2 separate regions of the Mus musculus genome follow, and region 1 is linked to region 2. The links are chromatin loops, found by intact Hi-C in ENCODE. Cell type or tissue: gastrocnemius. All regions are shown on one strand. Each heading gives the region's core, and the rest is flanking DNA. Links, peaks and the distances in the headings are about the cores only.

Evidence for each region. A loop is a pair of places that touch in the nucleus more often than their neighbours do. Peaks named below come from ENCODE experiments on the same cell type or tissue, not always from the same donor. Only the 100,000 strongest peaks of a DNase experiment are listed, where the experiment ranks them.
Region 1: a loop joins it to region 2, with 4 times the contacts of the local background. A loop is called at or near these places in 9 of 42 quality-filtered maps.

The regions. Positions count from the first base shown.
Region 1 is chrX:56,749,859-56,760,255 of GRCm38, reverse strand. Fhl1 (four and a half LIM domains 1) reads right to left here. Exons shown (of 7, transcript NM_010211.3): 2 at 5,865-5,921. Gm23258 (a small nuclear RNA gene) reads right to left here and starts at 10,246; the gene lies at 10,141-10,246. In gastrocnemius, for the core only: CTCF peaks have their summits at 4,430 (motif pointing left) and 8,510 (motif pointing right); a DNase peak (open chromatin) is centred at 4,379; H3K4me3 peaks cover 773 bases; H3K27ac peaks cover 1,048 bases.
Region 2 is chrX:56,833,546-56,843,942 of GRCm38, reverse strand. No RefSeq gene overlaps it. Among named protein-coding and RNA genes, the nearest start is that of Map7d3, 16 kb to the right of the region's middle. In gastrocnemius, for the core only: a CTCF peak has its summit at 4,376 (motif pointing right); DNase peaks (open chromatin) are centred at 2,508 and 4,375.

The sequences.
Region 1 (10,397 bases), core at 1,373-9,372, 84 kb after region 2:
AGATATGTGAGTCAAGGTTTCCATTCTAGAAACTAAAGTGTACGCAGCATTCGCCGCACAAGTGTGGATCACTCACAAGTGAGCATCTGTTACTGCTTCTCAAGTCTTGGACCTATTAATAGAAAAGGTGATGAGAGACAAGATCATAAAACAACCTCCATGTCTATGGAGACTTGATGATATCTCACAAAAGGTTTCTTATTTTACCAATTCGTATTGGACTTCAGTTGTACTGGATGCTTGCAGAGTAAGGTCAAAAGGACACAGGTGACCTCCCTTGCCACATCCTTTGTTACAAGTCTTATTAATATTAAGGGAAATTCAACCATGAGTTTGTTCTTAGAGAAGGCGACACGACTTACAAATACACTTTTCATAAGTAGACTAATACACTATACACTAGATTTACAGTAATACACTATGACTTCATGGATAAATTATTGCATTTCCATGATGCATGCCTTGAAACATCTAACCTACATCAGAGATAGTCTGCCAACATAGGTAATCAATAAGACAGAAACTTTGCTTACAGCTATTGAGATGTACTGACAAGGTTATGGTCTACGTTGGTAGGAAGCAGGTTAAAACAGTGTCATGAGAAAAAAAATCTTGAATGTCCTATACTGAACTGACGTAATAATAATGTAAAGAGGATTTGGAAAAAATTATTGCATTTCCTGAAACTGGAATGTCTCTGTAAATGTCTTGCAACCATACAGAAGAGACTGAAAAAGTGTTATGTGAACATTTAAACCAACTTAGGTCCAACATGGCTTGGCTCTAACTTCCTCAGACAGATACTCTGTCTTTATGCACATGAGTCAGGTACTGATGAAATGCTGGATTTGAATGTCGGGATCCAAAGCTGACTTCTACGGAAATACTGGTCAAACTAAATCTTTCTTATGCACTACTATGGTGCTGTTTAACAATTTAAACTCTGAGACATAGTCTGATCATTTGTGGGCATGTAAATTTCTAATTCTATGATGGATAAGAGATCATTTTTAAAATAAATATTAAAAATGTGTAATTAAAGCCGGGCGTGGTGGTGCACGCCTTTAATCCCAGCACTCGGGAGGCAGAGGCAGGTGGATCTCTGAGTTCGAGGCCAGCCTGGTCTACAAAGTGAGTTCCAGGACAGCCAGGGCTATACAGAGAAACCCTGTCTCGAAAAACCAAAAAAAAAAAAAGTGTAATTAATGTTCTCTTTGATTTAATATCCTTACAATAAACTCTCTTATATGTTCACAAAGACTCACAATGACAAAACAGTACTTTAGCTCACCAAAAGGAACACTGTTCTTTGTACACCAGTAATGCCACATACGTATGTGTGTTGTTATACATATGTGTGTTGTTAAGTGTGATGTATACTCTGAAGACTGAAGACTATAAAAACTTAAAGGTTCTGGGAAGCGTAAGAGATGACTCCGCTGTTCAAAGCACTGGCTGATCTTGAGGACCTGAGTTCAGTTCCCAGCATCCACATAGCAACCTGAAGTCTGTAACTCTAGTTCTTGGGGCAGATCTGATTGGTTTTTGAGGGCACCAAAAAAACTCATGGCACACACACACACACACACACACACACACACACACACACACACACTGTGGATACTTATTCACATGAAACTCTTTTTTTTCAATACAATTTTAAGCTGAAAAAACCCAAAGCCTTTACAGAGACCACCTTTGAGAGCCCAAATAGGACTCTTTCTGTAAGTGACGTGTATTTCTTTCCTCAAGTGAAAATGAATTCCTTTTCAGTAGAGGGCTGGGAAAAGTTAAGAGATGTTACAGAAGGTCAAAGTTAAGTCCATTAAATCCCAGACTCAGATTGAGTTGCCATAGAGATAGGGGAGATAAATAAACCAGTAACCTTAACAAATGTGCTGCACCTCTGCCAGACATATCTGTGACTTACCATTATTTTTACTTAAGTATCTTTTAGTCCAAACATAACGGACTGTGAAGACTCCAAAACCAAACAGAACTAGACCCAAAAGAAATATGAGTTGCTCATTCAAGTAAAGGGCAAGCAAGGGAGGCAAGACTTACCCCCCCTCCAGCAATGTGCTCTCCATTCCCCTTGAAAAATGACTGCAGCATGAAGCTCTAGAGGCAATGACATATGGGGAAAATATGTGCTGCCAAAGCCAGAGGAAAACCATGTCAAGAAAGAAAAACAGACATGAAGTACCTGACCTAATTAGAAGAGACACAAGTACATCTGAAAGAGAGATGAAGGGAAGGGGCACTGAGAAAAGACCATTACTCTGAAAGTAATTTTTGTAGGCTTCTGCAAAGGCCTAGAGATGATGGGCTGATACTGCCCTCCTGTGAGAACATAATTAAGACCCTTCCCCAGGGTACACTGGACCTTTACACATGAAGCATCAGCCCACATCTACAAGAAGCCCCAAAACAAAATACATGTCCTTTGTCATGGGGGTCACCAAGAACACAGGAGAAGAATGACAAACAGGAATCTGAGTGGGTACAAAATACACAAGAAAGACCTATACCGTTGGAATGCCACATTTAAGTATAGGCCAAGACCAAATGGTATTATAGTTCATGGTTATTTACTTACCTTGTGATAAACAGGAATATTTCGTGATGTGTAAAGTAGTTAAAAGCAACAGATTCTCAGCCTTAGAGTACGAGCTTATGTTAAAATGAATAAGCATCATGAAATCTCAAATAAAGTAGTACTTACTCATCCATGTGCCCTCTGGTTCTTGTACATACATCCATATCACCTTGCATGGTTATAACCACTATACATATACATATACATATACACATACACATACACATACACATACACATATACATAAAATTTTGCAGCCTACACTATGATACGTTTTTGCTAGCTATATTCTTTTGCATTACTAAGCAACCATCGAAACTCAACAACTTGAATAATTTCAGTATACAATGCCAAAATTACCTTTTATCCATGTGGCAAATTTTCTGGGCACAGTTTCCTTTTGGTTATAATTACCTTTTTCACGGTAGAGTTAGAGAAAAGAAGACCATCTTCTTCTTTTCTGACTCTTTCAGCTTATTACAACTTACATGATTATTGCTCACTTAGGGATTTGATAATTAGCCGATTTTCTGCAGTCTTATGTTCAATGGATCCTAAGAGCAGCATAAATGTGTACTCTGATAATTAAATATAAAGTTCTTGTCCATAATTCATAATTCTTGGGCTTAACATGAATAATATTTTACTAGAAAATATATCAGAATAAAATCTCAAGCAAGCTTTCTTTATCTCAACAACTTTTCTTTATCCTCCACATGTGGTATGCTGTATTAAAACTAGTTGCATTTTTAAGCTACCCTGTTACAGGGTAGTGAAAGGAAGTGAGGTATATCTGAGAAAGACTGACCCCAAGCAAGCCTTTGTAAGAAGATACTGCTCAGATATTCCTCTTCTTACTCAGGTAGCATCAGTAAGTATCCCTCCCCTATTAGGGTTCACCTGCCAACTTAAGATGAATCTTAAGCACGCCCTTAAAATGAACATGGCTCAGCCCAGAAAAATAAACCAAGTGATCCGCCAGACAGGGTAATCTGAACTTCACACCCAATCTTATCTTCAATTGACACTGAAAAGCCAAGTGCCTACGTGAGCACAGTGTTCTAGTAATGGCAACAGGCCCCCACCCTTTGTGTCAAGAAGACCGCAGGGAAGGTTGGAGGCTGTGGCAAGGCTCTCGCAGCCTGTGCTCTCTGCAAAAGAACAGCAGCAAGTTGGCTGCAGCCTATTATAGCCGAATGGGAACACAGGGTTTGTGGTGCCAAATCTTCTGTATTTCAAGACATGGGAAATGTGGATGTTTAAGAGTGTGAAATCTCTCGATTTTTCAAGGCTGGCAACTCACTAGCATTTTAAAAGAACACCTCTGTGTGCCAGATCCAGCTTACCAGTTTGAGCCCATGGCTCTAGATTCAAGAGTTCTAAACTCTTTTAAGTCTGCGTAATCCATCTGTGCGGACTCGTATGCTGACTACTTGGATTCCAAGAGAGAGAGATCACATCAATATCCATGGCACACATCAAATCATTATGACTACTATCTTTCAGAACTTTATTTGGTGAATATTTAAAAAAACAACCTGCCAAATCAATAATGAAAATAACCATATGGCAGTTACACAAATATTTCCTAAATATGAAAATGTATTCAATCCATTAACAATATTATCATTTCTACAGTACAAATCAGAGTAGTCCTATTTTACCCAGCTCATGTGTCTGCTAACAATTATGTTGTGAGGGCTGGAAAGATGGCTTAGTGGTTAAGGGTGCTAGCTGCTTTTCTAAAGGAGCCAGGTTTGATCAGCACCCACGCGGCAGCTCACAAGAGATTGTAAGTCCAGTTACAGGGAATCTAGTGCCCCCTTCTGGTTTCCTCAGGGACTGTACAGACACATATGCAGACAAAATAAGACACATAAAATAAGTCTTTTGTTTTTTATTTTGTGCTCAACTGTGTTCCAAATAATTTTATAAACTGGAGGCAAGCCAAATAGAATAATATCAATTCCTACAATTATAAACTTTGTGGAAGATGAATGCTGTATCACATCGTTTTAAAATTTCTACCATCCTCCTGAGGAAATTGCAAACTCCATTTTCCTGAATGGTTTAATTTGACCCTAAATAACTTTAAAAATAGGGTGTGAAATACAGAACTTCCATTTTTTTCTCTTTTGGGGGCTTTTGGTCCTAGGCACAGCTGTTGCTCCAACAGTATCACCTACTTGTTCATACCCGCTTATTACAGAGGAAGCAAAAGTTGTAGGCTCAAGAATCAGAGCGTAAGTGGGTAACATTTTACAGAGCAATGTTCAGTCTCCTTACCTGATGAAGAGAAAATTATCTAGGGCTTCCCTACATCAGATCCAAAGTACCTGACTTTTGTCATAACACTCCTGCCTTGGTACACAATGGGGCTCAGTGGATTAAAGGAAAAACATAAGACTCAGCAGTGTAGCCCTGTGTGTTTCTGTAATGATTGATTCAAAAGAATTGAGCAGGTTTACCTAAGTAGAGAAGGTGCCCACAGCAATGGCACCTCCTTGTGTATGAAACTGGCAACCTTGACAAGTACAGTGCTCCCAAGTATCATGTCCCTTGAATAAATACAGAAACCGGGGGACAAAAGGAAGCAGTCATTTCTACATTGTACCTAAAGTAGACCTCTCTTACATGTCTCTAGTTATTTTTACAGATGGATGTCCTGTCTCTCGAGGGGAAATAAGGAAGCCTGGATTATCACAGGGCATAAAGCAGCCCCCCAGTTGAAGGAAGCAGAGGATGTCTAGCCAATGAGTACAGCAGATGAATGTCCAGGCAGTGTGGTTACATGCACCATTATAGCATGGCTTCTTCTAAACTTGAAGGCAAATTAAAAAAAAACAAAAACACATTGGCTCAGGCTATTGTGACCCAGAAGAAACACTCTGGTGTTCCTACCACCAGGTTTGACAGTGGCCTGACACCTTTCACCCAGGACAGGAAGTGTCTTCGGACTTGATGTCCAGTCACCATGAGGAGTCCCCTTCTACTCAGAGCAGTGGTCATCCCACGCAGCTTCTCTGCTCCCCACGACAGCACCTGCCACTTTTTACTTTTATGCTACCAAGTTCAAAGCAAATGAGCTTTTTGCTAGAAAAGGCACTCCCCAGAGAGCTGACAGTCAGGGTAAGCAGTGATACTGGTCGGGCCCATTAAGATAAATCTTCTTCAACTTCTCAAAGAAATAAAACGCATTGTACAATGCTCAAAATTGGAAAATCAGAGATCAGCATAAGAATCCATAGCAATGAATAACTCTCACCTCACACAGGATGTGTTCCAGAAGGACTGGGCACAGCTAAGAACAGCTACCAGTTGCCTAAATTGAAGAAAAAAAATAGCAAAATTACCTTTTAGAAGTAAAGTCATCAATTAAAAAAATTATTTTCCTTTGAAAAGACTCATAGCAACACATTCTCCTTTGTATTTACAACCCGAAGAGCTAACGGAGACCAGCCAAGATGTTCTGCATACTTCTCCAAATGTCTGTTTATCATATAACATTAGCCCTGGCAGTGGATCTGGCTCCCTCATTATCAAGCTGTATTAGCTCAAACTCTCAGCATTGTTAGGGAAGTGAGCTCATGGCCTATTTCAGTTTTAAATTAACATTTGGCAATCACTCTGGTAATCAAAACAAATGATTCAGTCATTTAGAATAGATTTATTAGTTGAACCTTTCTCCCTTTCTCTTTTAGCATCTTTAGAATATTCTGCCACAGGGGGGCTCTGATCCATCCAGAGTGTAGACCACAAGTCACCAGAGTAATAGTTAGCTGTTGCCATGGAAATGAGGTTATCTCCCACCCACAACAGGATTAGGATGCAGGTTAGTTTGCAGGCTCTTCCCTGCATGGATGGAGCTGTGGTACTAGGAAACAGGTGTCCCATGGCTGCTGCTATCCATGACACAAATGCACAACAGTGTCCTCCGAACACACAGGCAACTGCCCCATGAGCCCATACACATCCCCATTTCTACCTTTTATCACTTGTAAAGGGAACCTGGTAAAATGACAGCTCCCCAAAGAGGTCCCTGTTTGGGTTTCGTTTACTTGAGAAAGGATCTCACCATGTGATCCATGCCAGCTTCAAACTGAGGATCCCTGCCTCCACCTCCCCCACTGTTGGCATCACAGGTATGTGTCACCACAATCGGCTGCCAACTGTTTTGTTCCCACACCCGGAACAGGCTGTCAGGGAGTTTCAATGGGAATAGGACAAACATAAACCAAGCTTACAACGAGGCTTGGAATCCCTCCTGTACCTCCACAACCGCTTCCAGGCTGGTTATCAAACAGGCACTGACTACAGATTGAAGTGTGTGTGTGTGCTAGACGGGAGCTGGTGTAGTTCATTTTACACACTAACAGATTCATCTGTTTAGGAAACCTTAACAATGACTTTCTGAGATAAAGACAACTATTCTGAAGTCCAAATGGGCAAACTGTTGGCTAAAAAGGACAGGGTTCTTCAACCTGGGTTCATATGGGGCTCACAGAGACTGAAATAATCAGGGAGCCTGCATGGGTCTGACCTAGGTCCTCTGCATTGATGTTATGGTTGTGTAGCTTGGTGTTCTTGTGGGACTCTCAACAGTGGGAGCAGGGGCTGGCTCTGCCTCTTCTGCATCCTTGAGGGATCCGTTCTGCCTACTCGGTTGCCTTGTCCAGCATTAATAGGAAAGAAAGTGCCGAGTCCTATTGCAACTAAATATACCATGTCTGGTTGATAGCCATGGGAGGCCTGCCATTTTCTGAAGAGAAATGGAGGAAGAATGGATAAGGAAGGCAGAGGGGAGGTGGGGAGAGGGAATGGGAGGAGAGGAGAGAGGGGTAGCTGAGGTTGGGATGTAAAAAAAAATAAAGAAAAGATGTAAATATAAAAAAGTAAGAGATCAAAGTATTTCAGAAATTAAAAAATAAATAACTTTTGAGTCTTCTTTTTGAAGAGGACTTTTTTGGTTTTGGCCACATCAAACTGTGTCAGCGGAAAAAAGAATTGTTTAGAAGCATCCTCAAAGAACTATCTTTTGCTCCCCTTCCCACCAACACAGGAGGAAATATTATCTAATACTACAACATCATTGTTATTGATTTCATGTCACATTTTTGTTCGTGCTAGAGGACTTTAAATGGCTCGTGGCCAACACAAAGCCCTTCTTTCCTATTTCTAGGTAGGTTGCATGGCATACAGATACAAAAGTCTCGCTCTCCCACTCACAGCTGCTCATATGGAACTTGCTGCTCACAGAAGGTGCCACACCCTTTCATGCAGCTGTGAAAGAACACAGCGTGTTACAGCTGGTTTACACACAGGCTGCCAGACTCACACAGGGTGGGGCGAAACACTGGCTCCACCTTACATTAGCTGCCCAACCTCTCCCTCCTGAACTTCCTAATAGTAACCAACCCACAAAGGCAAAGAATCAAATGTACAGGGCATACATAGCTGTTACTCGCAGAATATTAGCTACACAACCACTTCTTACAGCAGACAAGCAGTTAAAATGCTATCAATGTGGATAACTATAAACACTCCCGCAGATAGTTGATACCAAATATATTCATCAGACTCAACCAATTTTAATTTCAAACTTCATCTCCTCACACTCTAGCTTCCAAATACTAGTACATCTTCCCCTTCTAGAAGTGATTATTCCTGGAGACAGATGCAATTTATACTGGGTTCTACTCAGAAGGAATTTGGTTCTCTACTTGAAAAGTCAGGTAGCTTCCCTCCTAAGATCTTGGCTTTACAAACGCCTTCTCTGCCTGCTCACCACCTATACCCTTCTTGCTGGGTAGGAAGAGGCTACCAGTTCGAAGATGCTGAAGACTTCTATTAGCAGACCAGGATCCTGGCTACTCATTTCAGAAGTCCTTGCATCGTATCTAATGTTCTCTGACACCCTCCAGAGGGCAGAAGAGAGAAAGGTTCAAGCTGAGAACTCAAAGCTCACACACTGGGGTCCAACTGAGCCCGAAGGAGCTATTTTCCCTTCCATAATTCAGAGTTTCCTCATCAGTGACCAGGAGAAACTTTACAGTGGGACTTGAACTGCATCTGCATCTTCATTTCACTTTTTTTTCCTGTGCTAGTGTGTTCCACTTAGCATCATTTTGGGTTGTATTGCCTGTGTGCCATTTCCCATATGTAGAATATAACTGTGGCTTTGATCAGACATAATGTATAATATCGTGCCAACAATATTGTGCAAAAACATTTTTTTAAAAACCCAGGAGGACAGCCAAACACTGGGTAAATGTGATAATACCAAAGTAATCTAAAGCAGACTGGAATATTTTAGGGTATATGCTTTCAAATAAATCATGCTAATCTTATCCTATTCTGATAAACTAGTAACTCAAATTAGAAATGTCATTAATGAGCCTGACACATCATTTTAATGATGTTTAAGACAATGGGGTTTAACAAAAGTATTGTGGTCATAGACACTGATGACTCTATCATTACTTTCAGTCAAGCTTCAAGGATCCTCAAGTTGCTAATCAATTTTGTGAATTACGTGGAAAAAAATAAAATAAAATGCAGAGATGATGTCTGTTGAAATGAACTTAAATGACCAGTTGAATCAATCAAAATGGATGATCTCCATGGATTCACTGTCTCAGATGCTTTGGATATGATTGTCATGGCAACCATCCCTTAATCATGTTCTTCAGGAGATTCTCTTCCACCTAAGAAATCAAAAAGGCATGAACCCAAGTATCCCCTTAATTAGAAGTATTTGTGATGGTAACCAGCAGGCTCAAACTTCTCGTTCACCCTCCTGTTATCTATTTCCCTACTTGTGTTAATATGGGAGTCTGAAACAGTGGCATATGTGCCATTCAAAACATACTTTCAATGATGCCATAAAGTGCAATAATAAATACAGCTGAAATGTCTGCTGGCTCCCTCTAGAAAAACTGAAAATAATTTATTAAGAATAAATGATTCGGGCTAGAGAGATGGCTCAGTGGTTAAGAGCACTGACTGTTCTTCCCAAGGTCCTGAGTCCAATTCCCAGCAACCACATGGTGGCTCATGACCATCTGTAATGGGATCTGATGCCCTCTTCTGGTGTGTCTGAAGAGAGCAACAGTGTACTCACATAAAATAAACAAACAAACAAACAAAAGAATAAATGATCCATTTAAGAGATGCCTTATTTCAATAATTTCAACATAAGACCTGCAACATAACCAGTTATTCAGTAAGCATTAATATAATAAGCAAAGCAACTTTTAAAGTATGTTTCAGTCATATAAATGTACCACAGCCCAAGTTTTGTTATTTAAAGAAGATTAGGTATATAGTATATCTGATAACATGCTCTTATACTCTAAAAAATAATTACATACAATTTTCTATATTTATGTATTTATCCATGCCTTTAATCCCAGCACTCGGGAGGCAGAGGCAGGCAGATCTCTATGAGTTTGAGGCTGATGCGATCTGCAGAGCTAGTTTCAGGACAGCCAGGACTATACAAAGAGATCCTGTCTAGAAACCCTGACTACCCAACCCTGCCCCAAAATTTGGAACACTTCATAAATTTGCTAATCATCATTGTGTATGGCCATGTTTATCTCCTCTGTATTGTTCCAATTTTACAACGCATGCCGTTTCACTGAGTATTTGTTTTAGTTTTGGGGTGTGAGGAGGTGTGCTCACTTGTGAGAATACACATGAAAGTCACTCTCTAATCTTTGAGACAGTGACTCTCACTGAACTCAGAGCTCACTAATTGGCTACATAGGCTAGTCAGCATGTCCAGGGACCCTCCTGT
Region 2 (10,397 bases), core at 803-8,802:
CTTAAGCCAGGCGAGTGGTTGGAGTCAGGTGAAGATAAGGGGGACCTTGATGGTAATTTATAGTTGTTGGGGAAAGGACAGAGCTAGGGAGGTACCCTATTCTTGATGAATGCAGAGACCATTAATGAGGGGAAGTAATCAATATTGATTGATTGTGGAAGGTACAGTAAATCCTGTGATCACACGCCTCCCTTTATCAGTGGTTCTGCAAGAGCGGCTTTTCCTGGGAAGCTTTATAGAAACCTGCTAATTTAAAAAGGCGGGACGGTATATGGACACTGAATACTTTTTTTTTTCAGGAATATTTCATTTAAATAACAATCGTGGCAAATGAAGTCTCCTTTTTGATCAAATTTCACGTTAAGATCATGAACTTAAGTCTTCTCTTCACGGACCAAATTGTTACCCATTCCACCCTACTTCCTTTGAAGATTTTCCATCTCACTAGCGATATCTAAGAGGTTCACGTACTCTGCATCCTGGTCAGCTTTGGATACTATCCATTTTGTTTTTATTTAAGCCATCCAAATAGGTACACAAGGGCATCTTAGTGTGCCTTTAATCAGCATTTCTCTGATGACTAACAGTGTTGAGAACCTTTCCATCTGCCTGTTTGTTAGCACTCTACTTGGTATACGATAAGTGCTCCTACCCAGGATCCACATCATTTCCATCTGCTTCTTCCCCTAGTGCATAATTTCAACAGAGGCTACCTATTTCAAATTTAAAGTAGCAACCACAAGCTTGGAAAATATAGCACTGTGGAGCAAGGGGGGGAAGGAGCTACTTGGGGGGAACTGCTCACATACCATATCATAGAAGTGACCACTGACCTCTGGGAGAAGGAACTGCCTAATTCTAAAAACAATAGCAATAAAAAAAAACTTCAGTGCACACAACATACACACAGCTTCTTAATTAGAATGTTTCATAGTAAAATGTATACCATAGGTAGATAGATTGACTTTTTAAGATGTATATATTTAAACCAGGCAGTAGTGGCACACACCTTTAATCCCAGCACTTGGGAGGGAGAGGCAGGCAGATTTCTGAGTTCGAGGCCAGTCTGGTCTACAAAGTGAGTTCCAGGACAGCCAGGGCTACACAGAGAAACCCTGTCTCAAAAATAAAAAAAAAAAAACAAGCAAGTCACTGAAGAGCTGTCCACGTGCACTTCATTATGACATACATGGCATCTAATCCGTACAAAATGAAATGAGAACTCTTACTATCATTACAACCTTCCCTTGGTGCTCAGTAACGAAGTCTCTGACATTTACTTCCTTTTCACTTTAAACACACACACACACACACACACACACACACACACACACACATCGGATTCTTGAAGCCTAGGATGTGATTGCAAAGTTCCTTTTGCTTTACGAAATTGCCTCGAACACACCAAACAACAGACTATATACAGCACAGGAGAATCGCATGACACTTGAGGCCTACTCTGGCTCCTGGAAAGGAACTCATTGTCTTTTGTCTTCATCTCAGGCTGAATTTAGAAAAGAAGTGAAACTTCTGCTCGTTAGTACTCACCTTGGTGTTCCGAGTCTAAACATGACACTGGTCCATTACTCTTTAAGGTATTTTTAAGGTTCTTTTTATCTATATAACTGTTTGGCCTGCATGTATGTATATGTACCCCACATGTGCCCACAGAGATCAGAAGAGCACAGCATATCCCTTGAAACTGGAACTACAGACAGTTCGTTAACTGCCATGAGGGTGTTGGAAATCTAACCCAGGTCCCCTGGAAGAACAGTAAATGCTGTTAACTACTGAACCATCACTCCAAACTCTGTTCAATCTCTCTTTTCTCTTGATGGCGCTCACCGAACACAAAGCTTCCTTTGGTTCTAAACTCACTTCCTCTTTCTTCCCATTTCCTGTTCACATATTTTAAATGTCCCATATTTATTAGTCTCTGCTTAGACCACCGAGAAACACTATAAAATATTAAAGTCATGTTAACCTATACTCTTGCCTGAGCTACCAACAAATGTCAAAGAAGGGGTGGAGCTGGAGAGAAATTATTGTGGTGCATATTCTGTTAGGGATATAGAGATATGTGCTACACAGGTGATGGATGGACGGGGGGGTGGGGTGGGGGGGGCGTAAAACGGTACTCACTGATCCTCTCCAGCTAATCATTAACTCAAGGAGAAAGAAGGAGTCTTTAACAACAAACATTAGTAGCAGGTGCATTCCTTTCTGTAAATAATTCTGTAAACACTTGTTTATTCCTGATTAGATTTTTGCCTGTGAAAGGGAAAGATTGGAATGTCTTCACTATAATTAATTCTTCAATTACCCATGTTAATGGACAGAGGCAACTGCTCTAAAAATCTCAAACAGCAGTAGATACTCAAGTACTCTTCTCATCGGTCACATGTCTTCCTACAGTCGGTTTTCCTTTTCCACCCACAGCTAGCAAGCAATTGTTTGTGCAGTCAAGAAAATGTTTTCCTGGGGTAATCTCTCCCCCTGCAGGCCAATTGATTATTTCCTGAGAAAAGGCTAGAATGATGCTCCACCTGTGTGCTAATTTACCAAGGGTGCTAAGTACACCCGGAAGGGAAGCTTCACGGAAGGACAATGCCCCTTAGGAGCTAGGATGCACACTCACCTCCTGTTTCCTAGTATTAATGTACCGGAGAAGGCTGATTGAGAGCTGAAATCATCAGGAGAAACTATGTGATTTTAAGTAAACTGCTCTCGGAGTCTCAGCTTACTCGACTGTAAAATGGGACGGTAAAACACAAGGTACAGTGGTTACCCTTGTTAATATCAGCGACCATTACTGCCGATATTAAGGTTGTTGACTATAGTGAAAGCATGGAAATAAGTGATTGTTTCAACCAGGGGATGTGAGTTTGCTGTACTCATGATAAGGAGAAGAAGGGCTGTTGTTTTTAAAAGAAAAGACATTCTAAACTGGGCCTGGTGACACACACCCATAATCGCAGCAACTCTGCAGGCTGACATAGGAGAATATCAAATTTAAGGCCTGCTGGATCTACACCGTGAGTTCAGGGACAGGAAGAATAGTTTAGTGAGACACTGTTGCAACCTAAACGGTGGGAAGCCTAGGGAAGGAAAGGACTGAAGATGCAGTTCAGCTTCTGTGAAAGCCCCAGCCAGTGATCCCCACCATCCCCTAGCCTAGCAGAGAGTGCCTCTTGATGCTTGAAGCTTCCCGCATTTCTGTTTCTTCAGAATCCCTCCCAACCAGAATGGATTCCTTTAAACATGTCCCCAGCGCTGATGCCTCTCTGAGACCCAGGAGCTCCATGTCTTTCCAAGGTGCTTTGGCAAATACCCACTCCCATTCAACCAAACCAGCTTCTCCTACATCAACTATGTGTGACCTCGGTCAAACCAGTGTTCCTCTTCAGCTTCTAGCCCAAGGCCCTAAAAGGTCTCCTTTCGGATGTTCTAACGTCCTGGGAATCTAGCTAGGACATGGGAAGAACACCGTATATGTGGATGCTTGGAGTCTACCTTCCTCTGGCAGCCTCTGAGAATAGCATCTGTAAATCAAACAAACTAACTACTTAGCTACAGACCAGAGTAGGTCTCCTCCCAACCCATTATGCTCAAATGAAAATTTATTGGCTTTAAGCTAATGAAGAAACAGTGAAAGGAAGGCTCAACAGTTAAGAGCACTTACTGCTCTTGCACAGGACCTAGGCTTGTAGGCCTGGTTCCCAACATCAGGTAGCTCACAACTGCCTATAACACCAGTTTTCGGAAATGAGATCTCCTCTTTCGACCTCTGCTGGCACTGGACATGCACGAGCACGCATGCTCTCTCTCTCTCCCTCTCTCTCTCTTTCACACACACACACACACACACACACACACACACACACACTCAAAACATTCACACAAAGTAAATGAACAAATCTTTTTTTAAAAAAGAATTAAAGAAGGGCAGGGCAGTGGTGGCACGGAAGGTGAATTTCTGAGTTCGAGGCCAGCCTGGTCTACAGAGTGAGTTCCAGGACAGCCAGAGATACACAAAGAAACCCTGTCTCGAAAAGAAAAAAAAGCCGGGTAGTGGTGGGGGACTCCTTTAATCTCAGCACTTTGGAGGCAGAGACAGCTGGTTCTCTGGGTTCAAAGCCTCCTGGTCTACAGAGTGAGTTCCAGGACAGCCAATGCTGTACAGAGAAACACACAGGTTTCAAGAAACCCTGTCTCCAAAAAATAAACAAAAATAATGTAAAGAAAATAAAGTAACAGTGTGATGTCTAATATACCAGTGGAATTCCTGAGTTAACTAATTTCTCAACAGTGGGCTGATGGCTGGTGTTTTTCTGTAGACCTAACCAGAGTTGACTTTGCTTGCATGATACATCTTGTCCACTAGGTGGCAGCAACACTCAGTTTTACCAAAGAGCAAGGCCTGGTTTTCTTTTTGTTTTTGTTTGTTGTTGTTGGGTTTTTTGTTTGTTTGTTTGGTTTGGGTTGGGTTGGGTTGGGTTGGGTTAGGTTGCCATTTCCATGATGACCTCTATAACACACCTTCAGGTTTTAAATGTCTACTTTTATTTTCTGAACAGCCAAACATGTTTGGCTCCAATGAAAAGTAGTCACAAATAAATTTCAGATTTCAGAGAGGGGCATCAAGTATAAAGCCAGGCAAGACTGAGACTAACAGCTGGGGATGATCCTTTCATGAATTCGCATAGATGGAAGAGCTGGAGTGGTTTGCCTGATGTAGTTAATGGCTCAAGTCTCTTCCCCTTCAATGCCGGTCTCTTATCCTTAGATAGGGAGACACATCGTTACACATGAAGAGGCTACTCACAAGTAGGCAGTTCTTACACAGGAAGGGACAGTCCACACAGGTAAGTATGTCCCATGCCAGGATGTTTGGTGACATTTCATACCTTGATTTCCTGATAAAGTCTCATACAACACACTCCATATGGATCCTCTCCCCAATAATGGACAGGATGTTCATTTTCAAAATTATAGATTTAAAGAAATAAGAAAGGCACAGTGGGCAGGGGTGTCCAGGTCTGTCCCAGTGTGAAGAGTATCTGATATGAGTTTTTTTTTAATATTTTTTATTATTACATATTTTCCTCATTTACATTTCCAATGCTATCCCAAAAGACCCCCATACCCTCCCCCCCCCACTCCCCTACCCACCCACTCCCACTTTTTGGCCCTGGCGTTCCCCTGTACTGGGGCATATAAAGTTTGTGTGTCCAATGGGCCTCTCTTTGCAGTTATGGCCGACTAGGCCATCTTTTGATACATATGCAGCTAGAGTCAAGAGCTCTGGGATACTGGTTAGTTCATAATGTTGTTGCACCTACAGGGTTGCAGATCTCTTTAGCTCCTTGGGTACTTTCTCTAGCTCCTCCATTGAGGGCCCTGTGCTCCATCCAATAGCTGACTGTGAGCATCTACTTATGTGTTTGCTAGGCCCCGGCCTAGACTGCCATATCCAGGGATCCATCCCATAATTAGCCTCCAAACGATGACACCATAGCATACACTAGCAAGCGTTGGCTGAAAGGACCCTGATATAGCTGATATGAGTTTTAAGGTTCCATGTGTCTGTCTAACCCTGGCTCTCTCCCTTAGGAGAGGAGCGGACAGAGGCTAGCGACTTCTTCAAGCTCTATCCCATTCCATCAGTCACCAACAAAGACACTAGTGAAAAGAGGGTCCTCTAGCAATCACCAGGGACATGCCCCTCAAAATATATATTTTAGAACAGAAACTACTAAGCCCATCCCACCACATGGCTATTAGGCCAGGTTATGTGGCTAATTGAAGCCTATAGAATCAGTATAGCTAAATTAGGGACTGGAGAGAGGGCTCAGTAGTTAACAACACTGGCTAATCTTAAAATGAGAAGGGTTTGGTTCCCAGTGCCCCCATCTGGTGCCTTAAAAAAGCCTAAGACTCCAGGGATAGGGGACTCAACACCCTCATCTGGCGTCTACAGACACCAGGTACACACATGGTACACATCTATACAAGCACTCTCACATACTCATAAACTAGTTTTGGTTTTTGCCGGGCAGTGGTGGTGCACACCTTTAATCCCAGCACTCGGGAGGCAGATGCAGGCAGATTTCTGAGTTCAAGGCCAGCCTGTGTACAGAGTGAGTTCCAGGACAGCCAGGACAGCCAGGGCTATACAGAGAAACCATATATCAAAAAACCATATATATATATATATATATATATATTTGTCTTTAAAGTTTTGGCTCAGACCTTTAATCCCAGCATTTGGGACGCAGACACAGGAAGCTAGCCACATGTGGCTTACAACAGGTCCAGGCCAGCCAAGCAGACATAGTAAGATCCACTCTGAAAAAAGAATTCCTAATCACTGTAGCTAAATTAAATCCAAGTGATGGGTTTAATTGTTTTATTTTTATTTAGTTATTATTTTTATTTTATTATTTATTATTTATTTTATTTATCTTTTCATATTTATCATTTAATTATTTATTTTATTTATTATTTAATTATTTGATTTTTATTTTATTTAATGGACTTTACATTTACAAAATGCCTACACATTTTTATGCAAGGTTTGTTTACACTTTACAAGGCATCTTGGTGGTTTTCTTTCTTTTTTTTTTTTTAAAGATTTATTTATTGGTTATATGTAAGTACACTGTAGCTGTCTTCAGACACTCCAGAAAAGGGAGTCAGATCTCATTACGGATGGTTGTAAGCCACCATGTGGTTGCTGGGATTTGAACTCCGGACCTTCGGAAGAGCAGTCGGGTGCTCTTACCCACTGAGCCATCTCACCAGCCCGGTTTTCTTTTTTTTATCTTATTTGATACTTCAAACATTATGCAGATAGTATGATGAATAGTCAGTCATCATCCCATGAGAACAGAACAAATCGGAGCTAGGAACCACAGTAATGGCTGCCATCCCATCCCCCAAGAGGCAGAGGCAGGATGTTCACGTGAGCCTAAGAGTGTGGAGCCAAACTGAGCAGCACAGGAATACTATGGCTCAAAAACAAAGCAAGACCAAAACAGAGAGAACAAAGGTTCTAGAGTAGACAATTTAAATTTATATCATAGAAAAGATACATTTGAGCTATGTGACTCTGGGCATTTTAATTTTCTTTCCTTTCTCCCTCTTAATTTTTCTTTTATTTAGTAATATCATGAGGGTGAAGTTCGGGGGAGGGATGTATGTGCACGTGTATGCACACTAGCACAGGTGGTGAATGTCATGGCTTCAGCATGGAGGTCAGAGAATCACGTTCTATTATGTCCTTCTACTGCATATTCCAGGCAATGAGCTCATTGTAAGGTTGGCAAGGCAGGCACTTTTACCAATTAAGCTGGTCTAAATTGAATACCTTTCTAAGCCTCAGTTTCCTGCTCCATAAAAATGGGACAAAAAGCATTTAGCCCAAGGTTTGTTATGAGGAGCAAGATGCCATGGGCTAAACTCTCAGACACACCACTTACTACTGAATGATGAATGACGTGTAAGTGATCAAAGATTATACTCAAGGGTACATGGATCCAGACAGAATATTCTTAAAAGGGGGGAGGGAGTGTGCAGTATATGGGCATGAACACATCATTAATCCTAGCACTAAGGCAGGAGGACTGCCATGACTTTGAGTGAGTGCGGAGTACACAGTACCAAGCCAACCAGGGTTACATGGTGAGACTCTCTTTCAGAAGAACCAAACCAAAAAGGCTACAGGAGGGCCGGGTACATTTAGGTACCAGCTGGCATTTGGGACCTAAGCCACCAGTTTATGCAATTGAGGATGGAAGCGAATCTGTAGCATTTGGTTCAGTAAAGCACAATGGCTGCTCACACTCCTCATGTGGCTTTGGTGCACAAACTGTCCACCCTGTTCTGCAGCAGAAGAGGAAGTTACAAAAAGGCCAGAAAAACACTCAGTGTGAGAGGGTAGAGGGTTGGGGAGAAAGAAGTGTGAGCCGAGAACCCTCAAGTTCCTTTCTATGCCTAAAGATAACACCCCCTCTCCGCAATTATCTCATCTCGCCATCCCTGCGGATACACAGATACAATGAACTGATGGAGGGTGATTTGGTTTGAAAGCTCTTCATATGCATCCTCCACTCCCCCACCCTCCTCTTCCCAAGACCATATTCCAAAAACATTATGTCAAATAAAACGGAGGGTAGGGGAGTGGTAAAATTGCCAGGCAAATTCAATAGGCTCACTGTTTTTAATGATAGAAACACCAGAAGAAGGAAAAACAAAACAAAACAAAACAAAACAAAACCAAAACCAAAACCAAAACCATTCCTGCAGTTCATCAACAGTAATCTAAAAGCTGATAACCTATTTGAGCAGATGAAATGCTATTAAGGCACTAAGTGGTAAGTATGTGGACTGGATTAAGTAAAAAATGAAGATTGCAACACAATGTAGATTCAAACATTTCATCTAAATACGGCTGGAATATATGGCCATTGATACAAATAAAAAGAAAACTGTGCGGTAGCTAAACCGTCGTCACACTGATTTGGTTTAGCTACAGTGCATACCATTTTAAAAGCACAATCACCCTGTCTCGAGACAACAACAACGACAACAGCAACAACAAACCCACAATCACCTTTAAGCCTCAAGATAGCCTTTTGACAATTTCTATACTCATAGATCCTTCTTGAACTATAATTTGTATTGCATATTGTAAGTACTGTGGCTTTTAGAAAATGCTAATTTCAAATAAGTGGTCTTGCTGTCTGCTAGCTGTTAGAGGTTGAGCAAATCACTACACTTCAGTTACTTCTCTGGTAAAATGAGGGAGAAGCCAAATCTTAGTGTCTGAGCTGTCAGGAAAACTATACTTTTGGTTTTCCTTCCTTTTGTGCTCCCGGGAACGCCAGCTCAGACCACTGACCACAAAAGTATCCATTAATGGACTTTGAAAAATATGGTGAAAAAAAATGCTGGCGATGTGTGCCTTTAATCCCCACACTTGGGAGGCAGCGTCAAGTGGATCTCTGAGTTCAAGGCCAGCCTGACCTACATGGTGAGTCCTAGGAACAGCCGGGACTATGTAGAGAGATCTTGTCTAAAAAATAAAATAAATAAATAAAGGAAGGAAGGAAGGAAGGAAGGAAGGAAGGAAGGAAGGAAGGAAAAGGAAAGGAAAGGAAAAAGGAAAGGAACGAGAAGAAAAGAGAAGAGAAGAGAGGAGAGGAGAGGAGAGGAGAGGAGAGGAGAGGAGAGGAGAGGAGAGGAGAGGAGAGGAGAGGAGAGGAGAGAAGAGAAGAGAAGAGAAGAGAAGAGAAGAGAAGAGAAGAGAAGAGAAGAGAAGAGAAGAGAAGAGAAGAGAAGAGAAGAGAAGAGAAGAGAAAAGAAAAGAGAAGAGCATTGCAAACTGCACTAGAGAACCGTGTAACTAACCTTCCTGTTATAAGTAACACAACACAAACTCTGTGAAAATGATTCCAGTTTCCGTGAATTTCGGAGACCATGCTCAGTGTGCTCCCTTTCTACCACATCCACAGCCTTGGTAGTGATGTAGGTGAAAGGTAAGGAACGTAACACAAAAGAATTCGGGTCTAGACAGCTGAAGTTGACAGGCTCTACTGTGGTATCTCCAAGGCTGAAGGAAAACTCGAGCCCACATTGTTTTCTTTGAGCCGTCAAGTCACCTAGCCTTCTAGGGATCATGGACAAGCTTTCCTGAAGGAGCTGAAGGAGGATACATTGTTGCCCTTCCTAATCTGACCTTCAGCAAAGCCTGTGCGACTCCCTCTGTGCCAGAAACTGCCAAGGCTGTGGACCTCTGGCTCACATTCTGAACTGCACGCACTCTTTTTTTTTTTTAATTTTTTATTAAGTATTTTCCTCATTTACATTTCCAATGCTATACCAAAAGTCCCCCACTCCCCTACCCACCCACTCCCACTTCTTGGCCCTGGCGTTCCCCTGTACTGGGGCATATAAAGTTTGCAAGTCCAATGGGCCTCTCTTTCCAGTGATGGCTGACTAGGCCATCTTCTGATACATATGCAGCTAGAGTCAAGAGCTCTGGGGTACTGGTTAGTTCATAATGTTGTTCCATCGATAGGGTTGCAGATCTCTTTAGCTCCTTGGATACTTTCTCTAGCTCCTCCATTGGGGGCCCTGTGATCCATCCAATAGTTGACTGTGAGCATCCACTTCTGTGTTTGCTAGGCCCCGGCATAGCCTTACAAGAGACAGCTATATCTGGGTCCTTTCAGCAAAATCTTGCTAGGGTATGCAATGGTGTCAGCGTTTGGAGGCTGATTATGGGATGGATCCCTGGATATGGCAGTCTCTAGATGGTCCATCCTTTTGTCTCAGCTCCAAACTTTGTCTCTGTAACTCCTCCCATGGGTGATTGTTTCCAATTCTAAGAAAGA